Linked DNA regions of Homo sapiens: regions 1 and 3 are each linked to region 2. The links are chromatin loops, found by intact Hi-C in ENCODE. Cell type or tissue: HepG2. All regions are shown on one strand. Region 1 has its middle 4.6 kb from the start of LINC02707. Region 2 overlaps APIP (APAF1 interacting protein). Region 3 overlaps EHF (ETS homologous factor).

Evidence for each region. Hi-C counts contacts between places; a loop is a spot of excess contacts. Peaks named below come from ENCODE experiments on the same cell type or tissue, not always from the same donor. Only the 100,000 strongest peaks of a DNase experiment are listed, where the experiment ranks them.
Region 1: a loop joins it to region 2, with 4 times the contacts of the local background. A loop is called at or near these places in 4 of 110 quality-filtered maps.
Region 3: it touches region 2 in a loop (14-fold over the local background); 13 of 110 quality-filtered maps call a loop at or near these places.

The regions. Positions count from the first base shown.
Region 1 is chr11:34,562,258-34,570,257 of GRCh38, forward strand. No RefSeq gene overlaps it. Among named protein-coding and RNA genes, the nearest start is that of LINC02707, 4.6 kb to the right of the region's middle. In HepG2, CTCF peaks have their summits at 2,859 and 3,350; a DNase peak (open chromatin) is centred at 3,354; H3K27me3 peaks cover 439 bases.
Region 2 is chr11:34,887,161-34,895,160 of GRCh38, forward strand. It overlaps APIP (APAF1 interacting protein), which reads right to left. Exons shown (of 7, transcript NM_015957.4): 2 at 7,850-7,950; 3 at 3,344-3,392; 4 at 1,592-1,709; 5 at 1,133-1,268. Among named protein-coding and RNA genes, the nearest start is that of APIP, 25 kb to the right of the region's middle. In HepG2, CTCF peaks have their summits at 3,125 and 3,881 (motif pointing left); DNase peaks (open chromatin) are centred at 3,871 and 4,661.
Region 3 is chr11:34,650,337-34,658,336 of GRCh38, forward strand. It overlaps EHF (ETS homologous factor), which reads left to right. Exons shown (of 9, transcript NM_012153.6): 5 at 1,206-1,274; 6 at 1,401-1,469; 7 at 6,572-6,634. Among named protein-coding and RNA genes, the nearest start is that of EHF, 33 kb to the left of the region's middle. RefSeq lists an enhancer at 308-557. In HepG2, a CTCF peak has its summit at 3,876; DNase peaks (open chromatin) are centred at 3,855, 4,705, 5,195, 5,905 and 1 weaker place; H3K4me3 peaks cover 1,728 bases.

The DNA.
Region 1 (8,000 bases), 320 kb before region 2:
AGCATCCCATAAATGGCAGCTATTAATAAGTAATAATCACCGAGTGGTGGGCTGCCTTTCATGAAAACATTCCCAGCAAGCTGCTCTTCTGTCGGCTCAAAGTCACTTCTCAGAGTAAATGAGATTGGCCAGTTCTTTCTTTCCAAGGCTTTTCTGGATATTCATTTGTCCCAGATTTCTCCTGTATACAAAGCTCAGGAGTGAGGACCCCCACAGTGGGGCTTGCACAAGGATAGCCTTGGGGGGCTTTTTCTAAGAGCTATGACTTTGAATGCTCTCTTCATCGATGCTGACAGATGAGGGCTGATGGAAGTGGTCATGTTTTAAAATGTCTGATGTCCAGAAACACAGAGATGTGTACGCAAAACATTCATTCATTCAAGATGGAATTAGTGCCCCAGACACAGAGGCAGGGGATAAATAGCAAACAAGGCTTGATTCCTGCCTTCATAGAGCTTACTGTCTTGTAGGGGAAACATGAGTAAATTCAGCAGAGTAAGGGCTCTAATTGGGTAAATGGGGGCTAGGCTGCCTGTGTCCTTGGGGTGGTGGGAAGGCTGCTGATCTGGGGTGCCAGGAGACCTGAGTTTTGATGCAGGCTCTGTGACTTTGAGCAGGTCGTTTCCAACTTCTGAGCTTCCATTTCCCTAGCTGAAAATGGGGGCTTGCCATACTCGATGCTGTACTCTATGAGTCTTTGCAGCTCTGTCATCTTTTTTTCTTTTGGTCACTCAGAGACTCCAGGATTGGGAGAACAACCTGCATTCTGATTTAAAGTGTGAATCTAATAATTTCAAAAAGAAAGGGACTAAAAGGGACAAACTTGTTTCTGTTTATTTTCCATCCTTCTTTGGGGAAGTGTAACATTTGAAATCAAATTCTCATTGGCTTAGCCAATGTGTAGACTTCGAGGGGAAATTCTCACTGCCCAGAGAAGTGACTAAAAATGACCATTACAGCCAAAAAGAGAAGTTTTTTTTTTTAAAATCTGTGCTCTACAGATGGATGAAGTGCTGCTGCACATGGACAGAGTGGATCTGGACATTCTGCATGAGCCCAGGGATCCTGAGAATGGATTGGCTGAGCATAGACAGGGTGACCTATCGATGTTCACTGTGGTCCTGATCTATGTGGCCTCTTCCTAAGGGAAGATTTTTCTTAAGGTTGTTTCCTTTCTCAGCAGATATTTGTGAAGAAACTGTATCTGTAGTCTCATTTTGTCCTTATAATGACCCTGATGGATGGGAGGTAGAGGGATGATGATCAGTAAGAGCTGGGAAAGCACCAGGAACTAGCAAGAGCAGGACACCTTTTCCACCACTAGGTAAATGGACCTAGTGACTGCTGGCACCGTGGGTGAGGGGACTGCCTGGCAGGAGCTGTGGCCGTAGCTAGGGGATTACAGCTACGGCCACAACTCTGGCCCTGTACGGAGGGAGTGGGGGAAATAAAGAGTTCATATCACTCCCCTCTTTCCCTGGAGTCTCCTGCTGGTACCTTGCATTGGCTGAGTCTAACTGGAAGCCAGAGGGCAAAGGAGGTACCCTTTCCAGCTCTGCAATTCTCTTCAGACAGGGCTGGGATTTCTGGAGAGAATTTGCAGAATCAGAAAGCAGAGCTTTCCAATCAATGCCAAGCAAGAGACTCTGCAGACTCTCATAGCCTTGGGACCTGAGAAACCAGGTATCCAGTGAGCAGTCACTTAAGCCTGTTCACCTGGCCCTCTCTTACTTTCTCTCCTATAGCAGCAGCAAAGGAGCGATGGGCCGAAGGGACTTGCTGGGTAGAAGTGGACCCACATTCTAAAAAGGAATGGAAGAGAAACCTGATTTCTTTGACTCGCCCTGTCCCTGAAGATGAGGGGCAGGCACAGACCAGCCCTCTCCAGAAAGACAAATATATTCTTCCATTCATGGGAGGGGTAGTAGAGACTAACATTTGTTAAGTATCTATTACATGGGGGGTATGGAGGTAGGCCCTTTGTGTGTGTTGCCTCTTTTAATCCTTTGGTGATCAACTCATGAAAATAAACAGCTCCAGAGCCAGCTGTCTTTGGAGGGTGTAGGCAGGCCCGGCTCTGGGAAACCTGGTGACACTGACCTAGTTTGACTTCCAAATCTTCTCTCTTCTTCGATTCTGGTGAGCCCCACTCTAGCCCCATAGTATGTAGGGCCAAGCACCCAGATACTGCTTCCATCAGGAGGAAATAACATACCTGATGAATTTCTTCACTCAAGGTGTTAGGAGCTTAATGTGTTTCCCCCGCCCCCCGCACCAAGAGAATTTGTGTTTTCCAAGACAGTCAGAGAGTGGGTGGTGCTGAACTCAAAGGAGTGAATCACTAATAGTGGAATCCCAGGCATTCAGGGAGGTCCTATTTCTGGGGTGGGTTCCTTCCTGACACTTCATTTTCTACAAAGGTGGCAGCCACCTATTGTCTCCAGAAAGGAGGCTGTCCCTGTGGGTGTGGTGACGGTGGGAAAGGAGAGGCACCTGCAGGCTGAAGCCAAGATCACCTGATTTTCAAAACCAAATCTGTCCCTACAAAGGAGAAGTGGCTTAAAAATCCACACAGCCTCCCGAGTGGAGGGAAGAATTCCCTCTCCTCTCTGGAACAGGGTTCCCTTCACCCAGAACACGGTGCTGTTGTTATGCAATGTCCCTGTTGGCAAAGATATTTGAGCCCCTTGTTTTCAGGTCTGTGTCATTTCCAAGAAAGAGCTGTGGCCTTTGAGTAGGACTGGGCTCCTGAATAGGGTCCCTGGTGCCAAATGAGGGAGCCAAGAAAAGGCAGAGAAGAGGAAAGTCCTGACTTTTACATGAAGATGAGACAGCCAGCCCTGTGGCAGCCAGATGGCAGTCCTGTTGCTCTGTAGTGGCCTTGGGGTCAGACTAGGGGCAGAGCTGGGCTGAAGGCAGGAAGGCCAGGACAAGACAGGTGAGAAGGGCAAAGTCTCCTGTAACCTGGTGAGAAAATGTGGGCTAAGCCATTCTCATCTGGAGCTGAAGGCTTGGTGGAGAATGGCCCTCAACATTCAAGTTCACACCCATGGATTTATAAAAGGCAGGGCTGGGGGGAAAGGTTTTTCCCATTATACTTAATAACATTATCAACAACAATAATCACTACTATCATTTATTGAGCATTGACTCAAAAGACAGTCCTTTTATGAAAATTATTTACTTAAATCCTTACAAAGCTTCTATTCATTCACCCAACACATATTTATTGAGTTCCTACTATGAGCCAGGCATTATTCTAGGTGCTTAATTTAGATCAAGGGACAAGACAGACAAAATCCCTGTTCTGGTGGCAGGGCTACTACATGCAATTAACAGCACACAACTCTAGGGGGAGCCACATACATGGGCCACCTTATGAATGGTGTGCCCTGAGGTTAAGCATCCTGGCAGCCCCTTTCTGTGACATTTGCATTCTAGTGAAGGGAGTCTAATACCAATGAAGTAGATGTCATTATCCCCTGACTACAGTTTAGGAAACAGAGACACATAGGAATTAAGTAACTTGCTGAGTTTTTCAGCCAAAAATGACTGACCCATGATTTATACTGAAGTCAGTCCTTGCAATTCACCTGTGCCACGTACTTGCCTTTCTCTCCCTGGTGGGCACAGGGAAGAGGGAGTAGCCAGGCTGGCCAGATGAGTGCTGGGCTGGCTGGCCCAGTAGAGGCACCATGTCCTGACTGGGTGGACAAAGACTGGGTAGGAGGTAACAGAGAATCCCTTGGTGAGTCTAACTTAGCTATAAGAAGGCTTGCTGAGAGCAGCTGCCTCCATGCAGAGGGTGGGGTGACCGGCCTTTAATCCTTCCCAGCTGAGGATTTAGTCAAAGAAGCTTGTCTCTGGGGATAGCCTATGGTCTTGAAGGGCCTGAGTTAGCTATTAGTTCACCCATTTATTTAACATTCATTCATTATTTTTAAAAAATTTCCTAGCTATGTTTGGGGGCAGAGAAGTGGGTCCAGAGACCTAGAGGTTTGCAAGGGTAGCTTCTAAACTCCTTTGGTTCAGAACAGAATAGAAAGTGTCCTCGGGTGACCTTGGGTCTGCTTCCCAAGCAAATTGAGCATACGCAGCCAGAACAAAGACTGCACTCTACTCTAGTGAGCTCAGCCTGCTAGGCTTGGATCTAGATTTTATAGCAATAAGCTTGGAGTCTCACCTTTGGGTCAGACAGAGTACTACCCCAGACATGAGGTAGGGAGAGCCTAGTCTATATTCCTCTGCCTTTGTCCAAGCCTGCTTTGTCCTTCCTCTTGACGAGGAATAAAGATGGCTTCTGGGTGTGCATCCCCTTCCTTCTTCCACCTGCAGATGTACCTGTTTGTGTGCAGTGGGCTTCTGAGTCCTGGGCAGGGATGCCAGAGACCGCAAGCCAGATGCTTGGGATGCCAATCCTTGGGACTTTGAGGAGAAAGAGAGGTTCTGAGGGGCATCTGTCTATGGCACAGAGTCAAATGGAACACATGGAAGTCCCTTAGAAGGCTGGTATCTAAGTGTTGGCCACACAATGTCCGTTCTTCCTCCATTATTTGAATTTCTCCTTCTCTATCCTTCTATCTTTCTTGGCACCTTGAGCCAGGTCTGGGGTGAGAGAAGGGATGGTGTAGGTGAATTAGTGGTAGTTATTGGAGGAAGGCAATAAACCCAGAAAAAGTGTCACGTGACTTCTTTCTTGGGCCCAGTGTGACGCTTCTAGTTAGGCTAACGTGGGTCTTGGGACTGTTCCTGAGATTTTGTGGAAAACTCTTTGTATTTGTGCTGGTAACAGAAGGAAACCAGAGTTAGGGCTGGTGGGATGAAGCAGTGGGAACACTGATTTCTCCTTTTTTTCAGATTCAGGGATTTCTGTCAGAGACATCCGTGGGGGAGGGATGGGATTGGGAGTGAGGAGAATCCCTTTCCTCTCCTCTCACCATCTGGTGGTCCCCGTGCCCACGCACCAGCTCGTTGGATGGACATTTTGATTCCCTTAAGATGTACATTCTTCAAATCATTGTTTGTCATTAGCTCCCTGGAGAAAATGGAGGGGCTGAGATATTAGTGAGAAAACATAAAGTTAATTGGGTGATGGAGACTGGGAGAAGGGGAATGTTAGAAGAAAGTGAGCGAGGTCTGCTAAAAGTGAACTTTATCTTCTTCTCAATTTTGCCTAAGACTCGTGTTGCCTGGGCAGTCTCTTTTTGGAAGAGAAATTTTCATGACAGTTTGGGCCAGAGATGGCAAATAAATGCCTGACATGGTTGCTGCCAGCCCCTGTCTCCCGACACGTTCACAAGGGTGCACACCACTTCTCCTCTCTGTGACCATAGACTCAGACCCATTGCAATCCAGCATCCTGCATGGCCCCATTGGTCAGAGTTGACATTTGCAATGAAGCTGCTTCCCTATGCCTGGTTAGGCCTTTTGCTATGAATTCTCTGGAGTTAACTATTTCCAAGGGGCTCCATCTTATTCTTGTGATTTCCACGGGATTTGGAGCCCCAGAAGACAATCCCATGTGGATTCACAAAATGCCCTCTAAATTTGATGGCTGTCAGTGCATACTAAGTATGACTGACTCACTGGTATCTGTTTCCTCCGCTGACACAGCTGGTTCTTAGGCTCGGCAGGAGTTTGGGCTGAGACCTCTCATTGCTCTATATTCCCTCTGTTACTAATGAGGCGTTGTTCCTTAATTACTAGGTGCTGGATACTAGAATTGCTTTTCTTTGTTTCAGGGGATTTAGCAAAGGGCTTATAAATATTTCTTGTGTCTGGCATGAACTACCTGATTTTTTTATTCTTCAGGTCACTGAGCTGGCAATAAAGGCAACTCAAAGTTAGCTGGGAATCAGAATGAAGGGGGACTAGGAAAAGTGATGCCTAGAACACCAACAGGTGTGGGATCATCTTCATTGTACCTTTCAGAGCCTAAGATATAAGTCCTCTGGATACTCTCTGCTTGTTTATTTAAAGGAAAAAATAATCAGAATGTGGGAGAAATGGGTGCTTTGGGTAATTTCATATTCTAATTGATGAACGTGTATGAAATTATAATATTAAACCACTACTAGCCCTTGCCGTAAAAAAACTATTCCAAAATAGCTGAGTCTAAGTTTCCTGCCTCAGTGTGTCCCACCTCTTGCGCTTGAGTCCTTAATGATCCAGAGTTTCAAGTCCCCAGTGCCCTAATCTTGAAAAGCAGAAACTTTAGAAGTTTGCTGAAGTTTATTAGTTGGCTATACGATCCATCAAGAAATTGACTTTTTTGGATTAAATTCAAGATAGTTTTTAAAAAATCAGAAGTTTCTTTATCATGAAAGCTAAAAAAATAATTGAAGGTAGAGGCTAGTTGGAATCCCAGTTAATAGATGGATTTCTTCCTTCTTGAAGAAACTTGTGTCCAAGGGCAAACTGAATCCTGGTGGTCTATGCTGGCCACATTCAGCAAAAAATGGCCTGAGGTTTTGATGGTTATCATTCTCAAAACTGTTCCTGCCAACACACTCTGATCCCAGGAGGTTACCTGACCTTTATAAGGCTCAGTTTCCTCCCCTGTAAAATGGGCAGGGTAATCAAGCTAGGCAAAATATTTAACCTAAGTGAGGAAATTGTGCTATTAGTGCCCTGAAAAACATGTAGAAAGACATTAGACATTATTTTATTTAATATCATGTTGAACTTAGTTTTTAAAAAGAAGACCTATTGGATTTTCCAAGAACAACTAAACTGATTCCTTGTAGACAGTTTAGAGAATACAGAAAATTAGAAATAGGAAAAAAGCAAAACAAAGCAAAAACCATCAAACAAAGTCTACGCAAATACAGTTTCTCTTAACTTTTGGTTTATTTCCTTCTAGTCATTTTTTAGGTGCATTTTTAAATTGTGGTAAAATATATGTAACGTAGAATTTACCATTGTAGCCATTTTTAAGTGTAGAGTTCAGTGGCATTAAGTACATTTATATTGCCGTGCAACCATCACCACCATCTATCTCCAGATTTTATAACCCCAGACTGAAACTCCATATCCATTAAATGATAACTCCCCATTCCCCTCCCCCTACCCTGGTGACCACCATTTTACTTTCTGTTTTTATGAATTTGACATTCTTGGCGCCTCTTATAAGTGGGATCATTTTTAGTCGTTTTTATAATCGGTTTCCTTCCTTTAAAAATATGAATGGAGCCTAATGAATATTGAATTTAGTGTACTGGTTTCTTTGAACATTTCAGCATCATAAACATGTTTTTGTATTCTACATTCTTCTTGTATTGCTATATTCTCTATAGGAATTTTTTTTTTTTTTTTGACAGAGTCTCACTCTGTTGCCCAGGCTGGAGTGCAGTGGCACAATTTCAGCTCACTGCAACCTCCGCCTACTGGGTTCAAATGATTCTCCTGCCTCAGCCTCCCAAGTAGCTGGGACCAGAGGTGCATGCCACCATGCCTGGCTAATTTTTGCATTTTTAGTAGAGATGGGGTTTCATCATGTTGGCCAGGCTGGTCTTGAACTCCTGACCTCAGGTGATCCGCCCACCTTGGCCTCCCAAAGTGCTGGAATTACAGGTGTGAGCCATTGGCCCCAGCCTTGAACATCATTTTTAATGGCTGAAGATTATAGAATCCAGTGGGTGTGCCATCCATTATTAGTATTCTGTTGTTTCCAAATATTTGCTGTTTTAAACAGTGTTGTGAAAACATATTTTTGTGTTGAACTTTTATCATATTGAGAGGCACTTCCTCTGTGCAGAATCAAGAAATTAATTACCGGTTTATAAGGAATGTGAACCTTTCAGGCTCATAATCTGTATTACCAAATGGTTAGGAAAAAAATGTTCAGAAGGTGCCATTCACAGATGGAGTGGGCTTCCACCAGGGGCTGTGAAGCTCTAATCTCAAAGGATGTTGACTACTGGTAGGGCTGATTCAAGTATTAGATATCTAGGAAGGGTGGGAAGGGCAGAGAAGCTTCCAAAATTCCTATGTAGGAGAGG
Region 2 (8,000 bases):
AAAGGGCCACCATGCTTGGCCTCTCCACAAAATTGCAAAGACTCTCTCTTATGCCCTGTTCCTCTACCTTACTTTTTCCAAACTCTTTTCAGAAAAACTGATTCTTCTGACCTATTTTTATTTCCTCACCAAAACAATAACATTCATATGAAACTGATAGTACCCATAAGGCCTCTCCTTCAGCCCCAGATATGGAAGAGGCAATCTGGGGCTCTACTTTCCTCAGTATGTACACTTCTCTTAATTTAAATATTTAACTTTTGTAAACAGGTGTTTCACAGTCCTGAGGAATGCTTTAAGCACACAATAAATATTAACTGAAATCAAATCAATTTCTCAGTGCACTAGTTTAAACATGCACATTCCATTACATGCAGTAAGAATATGATATTGTGGTAATAACACTTTAGTAAAACTGGCACCGTTTTCCTCTAAACAAGGCAAGGTAGAATCAAGCCCTTTAGGAAATTAAGAGTGAAGGTTCAGGAATGAGAATGCTAATAAACTCAAATGAAATGCTTAGCTTGTCCCTGAACACTGAGAACATGTTTCTTCCTGCCGTTATATTCTAGAATTATGAAGAATTACTACACTTTTGTGGACTGATGAATTTATTTAAACTGATCTAGAATGGTAATCTATACTTACTATCCATTTCACCTTAAACACTGAAAAATTCTAAAAATATAGAGATCTACTTTATTAAAAAAACTTACATAAATATGAAAATATTCCAGAAATACTAAATTAAATCACCATGAAGTATAAACTGTAGTCACTGGTCAAATTTCTGAAGACAAAGTGAAGTTGAAGATATCTTTGGCTGCCTCAATACAGGAACATAATCTTTCCATCATGATAGAGATCTCAGTCAAGATTTTTTTCAGTTTAAACAAACATTTCATTATTCATATTACTAATAATTTACCATGGCTGGGGTAGGGGCGGGAGAGGAGGGAAGACATCCCATTCGTGTCATGAGAATAGGTCTAGAAGTGTAATATTAAATGGAGTATTATTTAACACAGATCCCACGACATCTCATTATATGCATAAAATGATCAGTATTCTATTTATCAAAGAGAAGGAAGAATTCTTTTCAAATTATTTAAGAAAAAGGAAAAAAAAATACCTATAATACCCTCCGGAAGTACATTTCTTTATTCCTTTTATCATCTCTTGATGTGTAATTTTAAACTCCCGTCCTGGAAAGAGAAGTGTGGCCATCACAGCAGCTTTAGAGTGGGTATGAATCACTGCACCTGCTCCTGAAGGAGGAAGAAGAAAGCCGCATGCTCAATGAAGACTGAATTATAGCTTTTAAAGAAAAAAAGTCCATATAGTTATACTTATATTTACATATGGTTATGGGCTTATTTTTCCTGGCATGGAATAAGTTGGTAGTAGGCAGGAGGGTAAGTGGAATAATGGACCTTCCTCATAGGTTGATGTGAGAACTGAGTAAGTTCATGCACTTCAAGTTCTTGCACATGGTGGGTATCCAAGAAATGTTAACTGAAATAATAATTACCATTATTTAGAGGAGCCTACTCTGCAAATATTCTTTATGTTGAATATATTTTCTGCATACCTCTCATTGTGTAAGCATTCATGAAAAGAGGAGTACACTGGCTTTTTTTTAGCTTCTTCGATGGCGAAGGTCCACTTATGTCCTTTTCATTTATATCACAAACAAACATGTCTTCAGGCTATTTATAGAGGGGAAAAAAAGAAAAAAAGAAGGCTTGTAAAATATCAATTAGAAATGTTCCTTTTCTTGTGTACATATACATAAGAATACAAGAAAGTTTATCTATAGTATACATACTTGTGTGTATATTTAGTATACATATACATAGAGTGCTAATATATGCATATATTTAACTTACATTTTAAATATATAATTATAGTTTCTCAAAATAATTTAGCAATTTTGAGAAATAAAACAGTGATTTCTACTAGTAAAAATATTCTCAGAAGTTTAATACAAATCCCAAAAATTAAAAAAAATTTGAAGACAAAAAATGATATGGAAAATTACTATTTATGTAATGATGTTACTGCTGTCATTTCAACAATTTAGCTTCTCAACTTTGCCCTATAATTTCACAACTGTATTTCAGAAAGTCTATATAAAGAAATCGACATTCCAAAGATGGGTGTTAAAATTTTTTTCCCCACATTTTGTTAGATAAAAGCAAAATTTTGAGTAATTTTTCTAACCCTTGAGAAATTTAGATGGTACTCAGAAAGGTTAATCTCAATAAGGTATATTCTTCTTAAAGCTTAAGAAATTATGTAGATCTACAGGTTTTTCTTTTTTTTTTTAACTTTTATTTTAGGTCCAGGGGTACATGTGGAGGTTTGTTACATAGGTAAATTGCATGTTACAAGAGTCTGGTGTACAGATTATTTTGTCACCCATGTAATAAGCATAGTAACTGACAGCAGTTTTTCCATCCTCACTTTCCTCCCACCCTCCACCCTCCAGTAGGTCCCAGTGTGTATTGCTCCCTTCTTTGTGACTGTATGTACTCAATGTTTAGCTCCCACTGTAAGTGAGAACATGCGGTATTTGATTTTTCTGTTCCTGCATTAATTCACTTAGGATAATGGTTTCCAGCTCCACTCATGTTGCTGCAAAGGACATGATCTTGTTCTTTATTATGGCTGCATACTAATCCATGGTATATATGTACCACATTTTCTTTCGCCAGTCTACTGTTGATGGGTATCTGATCCACATACAGTAAAGCATGCGTATTTCTGTAGCTTTTATCTGCCAGGATTTATTAAAAAACTACAATACAAATGTTTTATTAACAAAGCAGCTTTTCTTTTTTTTCTTGCATTAGAAGTTAAATAATTATGTGTTTGCTTTAACTAGATTTGGGGTATTATTCTGGCATTAACACAGAATAAGACTTCTCAAAATTTGAAACAAAGTTTCATAACTTGAAATCCTGAAATTAGAATAACTTTGCTATTAGGAAATATGAATTAATTTGGTTCATCTGAGACCATCAATCTGATTATTCCACCAGCCTGATAAAGATCGTAGTGTTATAAAGCTGCAAAGTTATAATTGCTCTTTACTGTGATTTAAGATTGCACTATTCACTTTTGCCCCCTATAGGTTGAATGAGATTTCAAAACATACACCGGTTGTATGGAAGATATCTACCACCTTACAAAACATTTAATAATTACTCAATAAATGTTTGCTGATTAGTTATTCAAATTGCTATGATAAAATGAATGTTTTCTCTTAAAATTAATTCCATTTCATAAAACAGTAATTAAGAAGAAAAGACACTGAGGTTAAAGAATCCCATTACCATACCTGAATTCGTTCCTTTTGCACTCCTGAAGGAGCAATGTAGATTTCATCGCTGGCAACACAAAACATACAAATTGGTATTTATTTATTTCCTGCTTTTGCACAAAGAAAAGTTTGCAGTCCAATCATGCATGTTCTTTATAAATCAAGCAATACAGCCAGTTGCTTGATTTAATTATGGATTTTGGCTGCATAGAAAGAAAGCCAAACTACATCAATGCCTTTGTAGTGCTGGTGGCATTGTAGAATATTAGTTGTTGCTTTTGTCTTCTACGTTTCATATATATTTATTCTTTTTATAGTGCAAAGTTGGTGGTAACCAGGCTTTTATCCTGTTAGGGGAATAAAAATCTGAAAACATAAGTTTTCAGCGTCTTTAAACATGAATAAGCAGAGTTTAACCTATGTGAAATACAGTTATTCTAAAATCCAATCTGGAAAATATGCTCAATAGAAGTATATTTCTGTCATGCAAAGAATCAGGTTTGATTTATTGTTTGAAATGCTCTTCTTAAACCATGAAGTTCAGAGACCTCTGCTGGACAGTTTCTTAAATTACTGTATTAACACTGGGCTACTTTTTGGATAGAATCACATGCTTCCCATTTGAAAAGCATACATATCTTGGAAAAAAATTTAGTAATAAAGCTAAAACAACTACAAAGAGTTCAAAATATCAGAATGGCTACATGTGAAGATCTCTTTGTTACAGGATGTTGGACTAAGGGAGATGCTATAGACTACCATTTACCACAAGGTGCTCTCAAATTTGATTTGGAAATTAATTTCAAATCTTCTCTAAATTCCCTCCACCCTCAACAACAACTAAACAAACGTCCCTTGGCTCACATATCAGGTTTTTTCTCTTCTCGCTGGATATCTTTGATAACTTACCAGTTTCAGTTGCTGCCAGAGAGTATTAATGAGCTACTGCATATATGCAAACCAAGAAAATGCCAGTACCTGCATGCTCTAGTTTCTGCTAGTAAGGCACAGACACAGGGATATTGAACAAATATCAAACATTTCATAGTGTAAATGAGGATGATGGCCTATATACCAAGCTGCTGAAGTTCAGGTTGCTAATAAACCTGTAGGCTTGGAACCGATAAAAATCTAAGGTGAAATCAAAGTTTCTTTAAGGTTCCACTGATAAAGTCTAGAAAACAAATGTCTGATAATGTGAGTGGAAATCCAATGCACTGTTAGCTGCACGCGAGCATTTGCTTTCATGAAGTGGCTATTGTTTCCGAGTTCTGCAACATAAGGATAACATAAAGGGACATTCCTCTGCAACCAGTGAGAATGGGTTGGGATCATACTATTAACAAGGGCTCTTTGTGAATACCAGTGATCCAAATCTTGTGTCCTTGTGTAACATGGAAGAAGCTCTAGGATGGTACATGGTCCACTCACCTCCACAGATAAGTGGACTTGTGGGTCTTCTTATGTGGGGAGAAATTTATGCAGTCCTGGGAATAGACTCAAATAAAGTACAAAATGGTCTGCTGGTAAGTAAAACCCATCTATAAAGTAGGAAAACCAAGGGTACTCTGTTTATTCAAGTGACTTGGTATGTTGTAAATGTCTTTGTAAAATGGAAATTAATTTAGACTTTGATGAACTTTGGGTAATTAAAAGATTAGCCAAATGTTTTAGAAAAATATATTTACACCTACAAAGAAAGAGATATCTGGATAAAAATATAAAAATGACAGAGCTTTTTAGAATAGAAACATGCCAAATATTAAAGTGAAATATCTACTTGGTGCTTTAAGCCACAAACAGAAAGCATTTTGAATTTCAAGTTACTAAATTTTGGAATATACTTCTCTGTACTCCTGCATTTTCACTGTGGTAAGCAAGGGCCAAACCCCAAGAGGTCAAAATACATCTATGTTCAGTTGCTTCTATTTTTATTTGCTTTCTGGTCAGTTAAAAAATAATTTAAATCTTATAGTGCCTCAATTATTTTGTCTACAATGTGACTTTATTAATTGTAGTCCTAATCACATGCAACAGGATCAGTCTCTCTGACACCTGTCAATATTACTCTGTGAAAACAGGAAATTATAAATTTGAATGATAGCGACCCAACCTAAACACAGTAGCTATTGAGTATCCTGGAATTGCCTTGATTACTATTATTTTCTTGGTCATTTATTTCCTTCTTCTGACTTAATTTTTGGTACCACATACTTGTAGCATAAGCTGGAATGGTCCAGTCAAATCTTGGAATTAGTAAATCATTTTATGTTCCCAAAGAGCTTATTGTCTGTATTATTCTGGAAACATAATTTATTGCGTTTGCATTTTATTCCAAATTTATTTGCCCTAAGCATCAAAGAGCCAAACTTTCACTAACAACATGAGAATAGTATTGCTGATAATGCTAGTGACTTATTAAGTCATTTAAATATTAGGGAAAAAAACCAACATTTTACTACAAAATATTCATTTTACTATGTAAAGCACAAATTTAATAAGATTCCAAATACAGTGCCATGTGACTGTGGCTCTTTCCTTCCATGACCTCCACACCCATTAAGAACTAAGGATAAAGCATTTCACATATATGATGAAAATTTCCTATGAGCTGATTTTAGTGCTATAAAAGCCCATTTAATTTTAAAAGATGCGCCAATGAGTGGTTTATGGTGGTCACATAAAATGGTAGTGCATGGATTAGTAAAATTCTACTAGAAAGAACATAGTCCTTTATGTCTTTTTGATCAAAAATATTTCATCTTGAGTCCTGCATTCACCTATTTTTAACTTTGCTAGTTTTTTTAAAGAGCCAGTTGGAAATGGTTATTTTAGCTCATTTGGTAGAAAGCTTTATTTTATACATACACAAACTATTTCTGAACATGCAAATAAAAAGCAGTTAACTAAAGACAGCATTTAGAATATGATTTATTATAAATAATACAGTTGGGAAACTATATTACTGGGACTCAACTTCTAAATGGATACATGAAACAAGAATAAATGTTGTTATCGTAGGATTTGCTGTGAATAGGCCATCTTGAAAGTTTTGGCAAAATAATGTGAAAGCTTGAGCAATGCTGTATTTACACATTAGCAACTAGGCTGATGGTAAGAGAGGAGGCACAGATGGATTTATTGATCTACCATATGGAACATAATCTTACTAGACTGAGAGCATACTTTTATCCCTAACTGTGCCAGTTGTTAACAGAGGAACCTCTTGTCATTTCCCAATGTTCAATGAAAATTTCATGAGTTAACTCAGTAATTTAAAGCAGATAAAATTATAATGGCATCATCTTGTGGTGTACCATTGAATCCCTTTTGTTCCCAATGTTCTGATTATATTTTACATTCCATTCCTTAATATGCAATGCAGCCTCCTTGGGGGCATGACTATATATATTCAACAGCACATAAATATTTTAATAATCCAATTTTGTTAAAGAAAGTGAATTAGAATGAAGTAATAAATCAACATCACTCAATTTAACACACAACCTCCAGACAATAATATTCCTAACACATTTCAGGAGGAAAAAAAGATTAATCCTGTATTGGAAATCCTTGAATGAGATTCTATAATCTTAATTTCATTGATAGCAAGTTACTTCTTACTCACAGTTACTAATACTTACTTTATTTCTTCATCTTCTTGAATAAATGACACTAAATAAATACAATGAGCAATTGAATACTATTTATCCTTTCTGCTTCAATTTAAGTCCAGTACATCTTGTTTTGTCCTCTGAGGAATACAGATTAGCAGGCACTATATTCATTAATGATACAGGTGCTTAGAAAGCATACTGCCGTTCTTTTGATTCAATAAAAAATAATTATTAGGATTTTTAATGATTAGTCATCTGTATTTAAGTGACTTTGAAATATGTATCTGGGAGGTCAAGGCAGGTGGGTTGCTTGAGCCTAGGAGTTTGAGACCAGCCCATGCAACTTAGTGAGACCCAGTCTCTACAAAAAAAAAAAAAAAAAAAACCCCAGAAAAAATTAGCCAGGCGTGGTCGCACATGCCTGTAGTCCCAGCTGCCCAGGAGGATGAGGTAGGAGGATTGTTTAAGCCTGGGAAGTCAAGGCTGCAGTGAGCCATGATCGCCCCACTGCACTCCAGCCTGGGTGACAGAGCAAGACTCTGTTTCAAAAACCAAAGTACCTGAACCTTTGAAACAAATCCTATCTACCTAGAGAGGATCCTCTAGAATCTCAGGTATATGAACATACTTGGTAGCATGTTATTTAACTCTGGTACTCAAAAACTGAGTATTAAGTTATTGTGATTTGAAATTGTGGATCTTCAGTCTTTAGCTATTTGACATATCTGCAGCTTTTGTACATTGCTTCCATTCAGTTACACAAATGTCCACTTGTCCATTTAGAAACTAAAGACCTTCAGTATCACATAAAACTGATCATCAGTTGTTCTTTGGATATAACACATTAGACTTGCTGTGGTCTACTCAAATGGAGAGTTCCCAGTAATAAAGGCTGCCAGAAACTTACCCATGCTTCAAGCTAATTCCTCCTCCAGTCCCAGTGACCCAGCCTAAATGGTAAAACTGTTTGCAAAGTTCTGGGATCAGGTATCTTGGATGCTCCTTGTCCTTAAAAAGAAGGTAATGATTTTTAAAACAGACATCATTTTATCAAGTAA
Region 3 (8,000 bases), 240 kb before region 2:
TCAGTTTGTTTTCAGAGACAACAACAGGTGTACAAGGTGACCCAACAAGGAGAGAGGGTGTAACCCCAAGAGATTGGGCTTGGGGTGTCCAAACATGTAGCTATTAGCTAAAATACCGGCTAAATCCCTATGTCGTAAACACGAGGACTTAGCCAGTAAGTCAGGTTTTGTATCATTTGTGCTATAAAAACAAAATGAAACTCAGTCAGTGGCTTACACCCCGGCCCTAAAACTCAGAACCCAGCAAGGAGGGGAGCTGAGGGTAACCTAGGTCTGCGGTGAGGAGAAAGCAGGAAGTTTCTGGTGAGGACGAGGTGAGAGATCTTACAGCTTTTGGCTAGCCAAGAAACAAAATGCTTCTGTTGGAGACCAGCCCAGATCTGGGGGTTGCGTAGGAGTTGAGCTCCATTTGGGGTAGGTGGAGGGGAGTTCCCTTTGAATCTGAAATCTGAAGAGTCAGTCAAAGTGAGAGGTGTTTACCGCAGCACACAGAAGAAAGAGAAAGAGAGACAGAGTACAAGAGCACTTCTTTTCTGCGATGGGGCAGTGGGGCTTCACTCTTAAAAGGTGTTTGTTTGATTTAGTAACACAGTCCACCCCTTCTCCTTGGTTTTGTTTTGAGAATTTTATGTCATCCTTTAAGCTAATTGGAAAAATCCTAGAGGGAGGGGGCTGTCACCCAACTTGGATGACAAATCTCTGGATTTCAGCAAGGAAGAAACTGTGATAAGATTGACAAGACTCTTCCTGAAAGAAATATCATTAACCCCCCAAGGCCTCATTAATTATTTATTATACATTTAAATAAATTAATCCCTAACAAGGCCTTCCCCCCCACCACACTCTAGGGTAAAAATATTCTGGTGATTATGCAGTAGAATGCAGAACAAAGCCAAGCCAGGTTAGGAAAATTCCCAGGAACCACTTGGTCTAGGACAGGTTCCCATTCTTGCAACTTCTCTCACTTCCCTAAAAATGCAATAGGTACAGAACACATGGATGAGGCCATTTCCCCGAGGATGCTGAAAGGAAAATTAGACAACATTATTATAAAGTAACGCAGCTGAAGCAGAATCATATCCCTTGTCTCTGAGGACCACTCCTCACCCCCCATACTTTGTTGATGAACAATGAATTAGAAAACGCAGCCTCTTCTCCCTGGGGAAAAGAGATCGCTGACTATTCTCCTTCTCTATTTTTTGTAGAGCCTTCCATCATGAACACCTGGAAAGACGAGAACTATTTATATGACACCAACTATGGTAGCACAGTAGGTAACTAACTCCCTGACACTTAAGGCCCTTTACATTCTTATTCAGTTTGTCTAAGAGCCACAGTGTTCTATTGTGAGGTGGGGGGAGGGGGTGCTCTAAATGTCCTTTATCTTTTCATGGCCACAGATTTGTTGGACAGCAAAACTTTCTGCCGGGCTCAGATCTCCATGACAACCACCAGTCACCTTCCTGTTGGTAAGCTGTCATCACATCTGAGGCTGGGTATGCCTAATGCTTAGGGAGAATCAGTGGGAATTACCAACACTCTACATTTCTGCCTTTCTGGAGTCTTTCTAATTAAAGGGCTAGGAAAGGGATGGGGTTACCATTAGACGAGGTTTGCTTTTGAGGCAATATTTGTACATCGAAGATGACCCGTAGGGATCCTCTAGGCAAAATGTTGGTCTCCTACGAAACTAGTCACTCTGTTGTGACAATAAAAGTTGTTTAGGCTTTTCTTTATTTTCAATGAAAACTTACTCTTGCAATATAGCTGCTAAAATTATTCATATTTGGGTATACTTATGGGAAATAAGGCTATATTTAATTTTCAACAAACTACATTTGGCTTTAGAGAAAGAATACCTCATAGTAAAATTCAAAGGTCCGTGAACCTGTAGTGATAGTTTCTGGGTGAAGGGGTAGCCATTGGAAACTTCCAGAATCCCCACAGTTACACTATTTTGTCAGTTTTTAAGTCTAATTCCGATGACTCATCAGTGCTCTCTAATCAGTCAGAGCACCTGCATTTTATGAGTTACGTTCACTTTAGCTGCATTTGGTTAAGCTTGGATGCAACTGGGGCTATCCATGCTCCTTAACCAAGGTTACACTGGGTGAGAAGTTTGGGATGTTGGGAGTCTGGGAGAGGGGATTTCAGATTACCACCCCCACCTACAAATAGGTGCATTGGCGTGTACAGTGTGGGAAATGGTTGAAAGAGGATCTTATGGTTTCCCGTGATCTGAGTATGAACTTGTGGATCTCTTTGGGTCTATGAAATGGCACTTAGACATCAGTCACAAGTGATAGTGCCTCTCTCCTGGAATTAAATTTGGAGCAACTTCAGAAATGGGATTTAATTGGGTCTTTGTGAAAGAAATTAGTCTGCAACCCTTCCTTCCTCTTTTTTTCTGTTTTTGTTTTTGCTTTTGAGAACTGAAATAATGAAAGGTTTTGGTTTGAGGTTTTGTTTGGGTCAAGCCCCTTAAATGAGATGGGGCTGGGAGCCAATGTAAATGCTTCTGGAATTGAGATTAAGAGCTGAGGCCAGCATAGCTCTCGACTTCTCCTTCCCCCAGTGGTCCTTAGCATTATGTGTCACTTGAGGTATTTGTTAAAATTAGGGAATAGATCAAACACTGGCAAGGCTTGGCTGTGTATTTGCTATTCTGGGGGAACTGAGCCAACCGGGGTAAAATTTCTGTGGCAATCATTGCCACTCAGTCAAGACCATGGGGTTCAGGGCTGAGGAAACCTCCCAAGTCACACTCTGAGTTCCTCTGCGACTTCCTACAGTGTCATCTCCCACATCCTTCCATCCTTCCATCCTTCCATCCTTCCATCCTTCCATCCTTCCATCCTTCCACTTGGGTCTTTGACTTACGGCAAAAAATTCCAACTAAGAATAAAGCTGAACCAACCACTTCCTGAGCCTCAGGGGCTAGTAGGTCTTGAGGCACCCGGGAAACAAAAACATCATAGTTACAGCTCTGCTGCCCTGACAGCTGGGCCATCCTCTTTTCTACATCTTGACTTACACCTTCTAGAATCTCAAAATCAATAGGGGCCTTAGAGGCCAGTTTCTGCTTTTGCATTTGCAGTAGCAAGGAACTCGCTCTCTCCTGAGTCCACCGATTGTATTTTTCAATAGTCCTTCTTAAGATGGGCTCAGGAATCTTCTCTCCTTACCCTTCTGATCCTTGTTTGCTGCAGCTCCCCATTTCTATCCTGTGATTGTAACCCAGGCTGGAAAATGAGATCAATCACCCAGGCCCTAAAGAATCAATGCAGTCTCTGGGGTTGGTGTATTCATTGGGGTAATAGCCCTTCAGTAGGATAGTTAATTACAGCCTTATATGGGTCAGTTTCTTTCAGAATAGTTTATAGTCTCTACTGCATGGAAGCAGAACCCCGGAAAAACCTTGGTCATTTGCCTGAGTCTTTATTTTTCGAGCTCCCATGTAATTGAATGCAGTGAAATATCTTTCTATGTTTTAATGCTAGTTACCAGCTGAGCTAAGGCGAGGCCCAGCGTAAACTGATGCCCTCTGTGATAAACGCAGGTGGGGAAATAGGCTTTGTTTTGATTTCTCTGTCATCTGCCCATTTCATAAAATGCCCGCTGCCGGTGTCCTGTTCTGCTCGACAGTCCTCCAGCCTGTCATGCCAGCTCGGGCTTGATGTGTTTATCCACTGACTTGTTGAGCCTAAAGCTAGGGTGGCACGGTCTATTAGAACACTGAAATTTGTATATCCCGTAAAGAAATGGCTCACAGCTGAATCATATGCAAATGCTTCTAATCTTTGCTTCTTGCGAAGCAGCTTAGCTGAAGTCACGCTCTCTCACTTGCATCACAAACCTGTGGCTTGTTGCTGCCCCTGCCTGGACTGGATAGGACCTTGGCCTGGAGTGCCTGGGAGCCAAGCAAGAGAAAGCCAGGCTGGACAACTTCTCCAGGGCAAGCCATTATTTTATAAGAATGAATCACTTAACCACATGGCTAACTTCAAAGGTCTTGACTTTTATCCTAGGGCAGAAGAAGGACACATATTAAAGAGAGGTTAAAGATCAAAAGATATCAGTGGTAAAGCAGGCCAGTGATTCCACGGCTTACCCCTGCACACTGCAACAGGCAGAGAGGTCTGGAAGAAATTAGGTTCTTCTTTTGCCTTTGACTGCTTATTCCCCTTTATGATGATGGAAAGATTTTTATTTGGGGATTAAAAAAAGAACGTTCCTAGCTGGGTGGAGCCTAGCTTGGGTAAACGGCTGACAACTCAAAGAATATTTCCTCATGGTTTATCTAGTGTAGAGGTTTTAGAGTCCATGGACTGCTGCATGGGCCACAGCCCCCTGAAATTGTTGACAAAATTTCATGTGTACATATATGTGCATTTTTTTCTGAGGAGAGGGTCCAAGGTTTTCGTCTTATTCACAAAGGCACCTGAACTCTGAAGTAACTGATTCTAGATCAACTAGGAACCCACAAACAATAATTGAGGCCAATATACTGAGAGACTCTTGTATTTTTCTGAATTCAACTCCTGGCTCTGAAATAATGGCCCTGCATCCCTCCTGGATGTCATTTGAAAATGAGCTTTGCTTGTGGCCTGCTGGGTAAATGCCACTCTTTGTCTGCAGTACAACGTGGCCCTGTCAGAGTGATGTATCACTTGGAAACCGGGGTGGATGCCAGACCTGTCGCAATATTGTCACATCCTGATGGGATGTTGCAACCTCACCCTGCAACCTACAGGGAGGGAGAGTGAAGTCTCCTTGCATTTCCTGTGAATTTGTCCTCTCGGATTTCAGAGAAACCCAAGTCAGGTGCAGGCCCTGCTAGTGACAATGCCAGGAGAGAAATTCTTAACCAGGATGAGAGGTTTCTTGTTTACTGAGGTCTTATTAAATCCCTCTCTCCATCCTGCCATGACGTTTCGAGAAATTGCTGGGAACACTGAGTCTTGATTAGCTGGGTGATAAGATGGTTGAAAGGGCCCATGAACGTTGGGAAATATAGAATTGTCAGATTGAAATTATCTTTTCTACTAACAAGAGCATTACAGAAGTGAACCTGATTCTTGGCAAGAAAGGCTTGTGTGAAATCTGTTATGTGCAAAGGGAGATTATGTGCCGGCCACCATTTCTGGAAATGACATAGAATCATGGTTATGAGTAAAGCTTCTGGATTCAAACTGTTTGTGTTCATATCCTGGCTCCACATTCCAGCTGTGTGACTCTAGTCAAGTCATTTGACCCCTCTGTTTCTCAGATCCTCCACAGCTGAAAACTGTGGATCATATTAGTACCTGTGTCATAGAGTTATTGTGTGAATTAAATAAAGTGATTCATTTAAAGTGCTTAGTACAGTGCCTGGTACATAGTAAGTGCTCAATAAACAGTAGCTTTTTTTTCTTAACCAATTTAATTAGGAGCTAATGGCTGGCAGTTCATAGCTTTTTTGAATAATAGGCTTCTCCTGATAATTGAATGGATGCTGTGAACCCTCTCCCTTCATATATGGTTTCAGTCAGTCCAGGGGCCCTTGAAGGCCACACTGGGTCAGTGGACCCTAGTTTAGGAAGGGCACATGAAAGAGATCAGTTTTACTGGCCCAATTTCTTAAAATAATTGGCTTGTATTTAGGGACTACTTTGTATTAAAATTGGCTGATTTTTGAGTGTGAGAGTCTTTGTAAGATCTACTTTGGTCCTCCCAATACACACACACACACACACACACACATATACACACACACACTCACACTCACACACACACGGCTAGATCATTTAGTTTTCTTTCTGAGAAGAATTTTTATTTCCCAGGTCCGCCTCCATCATCTCCTCTTTGGTAATAGTCGCAGAGGTTGCCATAATGAGTCATTTGTTAAACTAATCTGTGTTTCCATAGTCCACTGTGGCCCTCTGTATTGAGCTTGGGCCACTCAATGGCGCCTTTGTCAGGCTGATTAAAATGTAACTTTGCATGCCAAAAAAGGGCACTCCTCTGGCTTAAAAGTCATCTTCCTTTGTTATAAATGTTTACATTTTTCTATTATGCTAAAAAAAAAAAACCACAAATTTTTCAATGATCTAAATCTTTCAATGGCTTCCATCTTTCTCAGAGTCATGTCCTTAAAAGTCCCATAAGGGATTAATGATCAGAACCTCAGCTCCTCCCTCTCTGCCTCTTACAGCATGCATATACCAAACACACATCAACCTCAGGGCCTTTGCACTTCTATGTTACACATGGAAGGCTGTTGCACAAGCTCTCTGCATGACCTTTTCCCTCATATCCTTTAGGTCGTGGAATCAGAGAGGTCTCCTATGACCACCTTGTATCAAATTGCAAATTATTCCCAAGTCCATACATCTATCTCCATTTCTTAACCTGCATCATTTTTCTCCATAGCATTTATCATCTCTGTTTTGTTTGGTTCACTAGCACATACTCAAAGGTGCCAGGCATGCAGTAGGTGCTCAGTAAATATTGTTTAAATGAGTGGATGCATGAATAAAAAAGAGAATTATAGGAAATAGGTCAATTAAACGCCTCTCATTTTTCTCCTTAGCAGAGTCACCTGATATGAAAAAGGAGCAAGACCCCCCTGCCAAGTGCCACACCAAAAAGCACAGTAAGTTGGCTGGCTTTCAGATGGCCTTTGGTCCTTCCCATCACATCGGGCACATCTGGAGGCCACTAGTTTTTTGGCAAATATCGCCTCTGTCTGCTGCCTTCATGTCTTCATCCCAAACAGGGTGGAGTGAGAAAATAGAGGCATCACTTGCTAGCAAAGTAAGCCCCCTCTGCAGCTGTTTCTCAAAGTGGAGCCCCACTGGACATTTCCTCCCTGTTCTGTCATATGTGCTCTAAAACTGAGACACCCAGTGCCTAAGAACTGCTTGCAGGCATGGGGTTGGCAATTTCCTCTCTCCCAGAAGAAAAGGGTGGGAAGAGGAGCGAGATAAGAAGAAACAGCTGAGATGTATCATCCTTTCTTTTGCTAAATGTTGGCCTCCTACCTTTGTGGAGTTACCATTCCAAGAAATGACTGTTTTTTCTTAAGATTCAACACTGCTCTTTGGGAGTTGGGTCTCCTTCAGTAATAAAATCTTATGAACATATACGAAATATCAGAGACATGGAATTGTGGGTGGAACACAGAAAGAAATCAAGATGGTATAATCTAGGCCTGTAATCCCACCACTTTGGGAGACTGAGGTGGGTGGATCACTTGAGCTCAGGAGTTCAAGACCAGCTTGGGAAACATGACGAGACCCCATCTCTACAAAAAAATACAAAAATTAGCTGGGCATGGTGGCACGTGCCTGTAGTCCCATCTACTTGGGAGACTGAGGCAGGAGGATTGCTTGAGCCAGGGAGGTCTAGGCTGTGATGAACTGTAATTGCACCACTGTACTCCAGCTTGGGCCACAGAGTGATATCCTGTCTCAGAAAAAAAAAAAAGGTATAATCCAGAAATTATGAGGAATTAGAATGTCTTTATCTGCTCTTTCACATAATCCCACAAAACCATATTAATGCAACCCCTCGAAAGGTGGGTGGGGTGGGGGTGGGGCATCAAAAATTCAGTGGGAGTAAAGTTGAATTTGGTTGATAATCTTATTGCAGTAGTGGCTTCATTTTCAAATTGGGTCCTCCAGTCCCTGCGTGACCACCCCTTTCCCTACCACCCTCATCTATTCTGGGAGTAAACATTCTAGACCCTTACTGATTTGCATTTGGCTGAAACACAGTTGCTGGGTCAAAGCAATTTAATTGGTTGAGATACTGGATAAAAGTGGTTGAGAGTTGCTCTCTGGGGAAGTAACAGGTTGAAGTGAACCCCAAGCAATTTGTGGATAATAACTAGAAGAAACTTCCCCCTGGCTTAGGAGACCTAAGACCTATTGCTTAGTCTTGGCTATGTCACTAGTTAGCTGTGTGATCCTGATCAAGTCACTTAAGTTCTCTGTGCCTCGGTTTCCTGATTTGTAAAA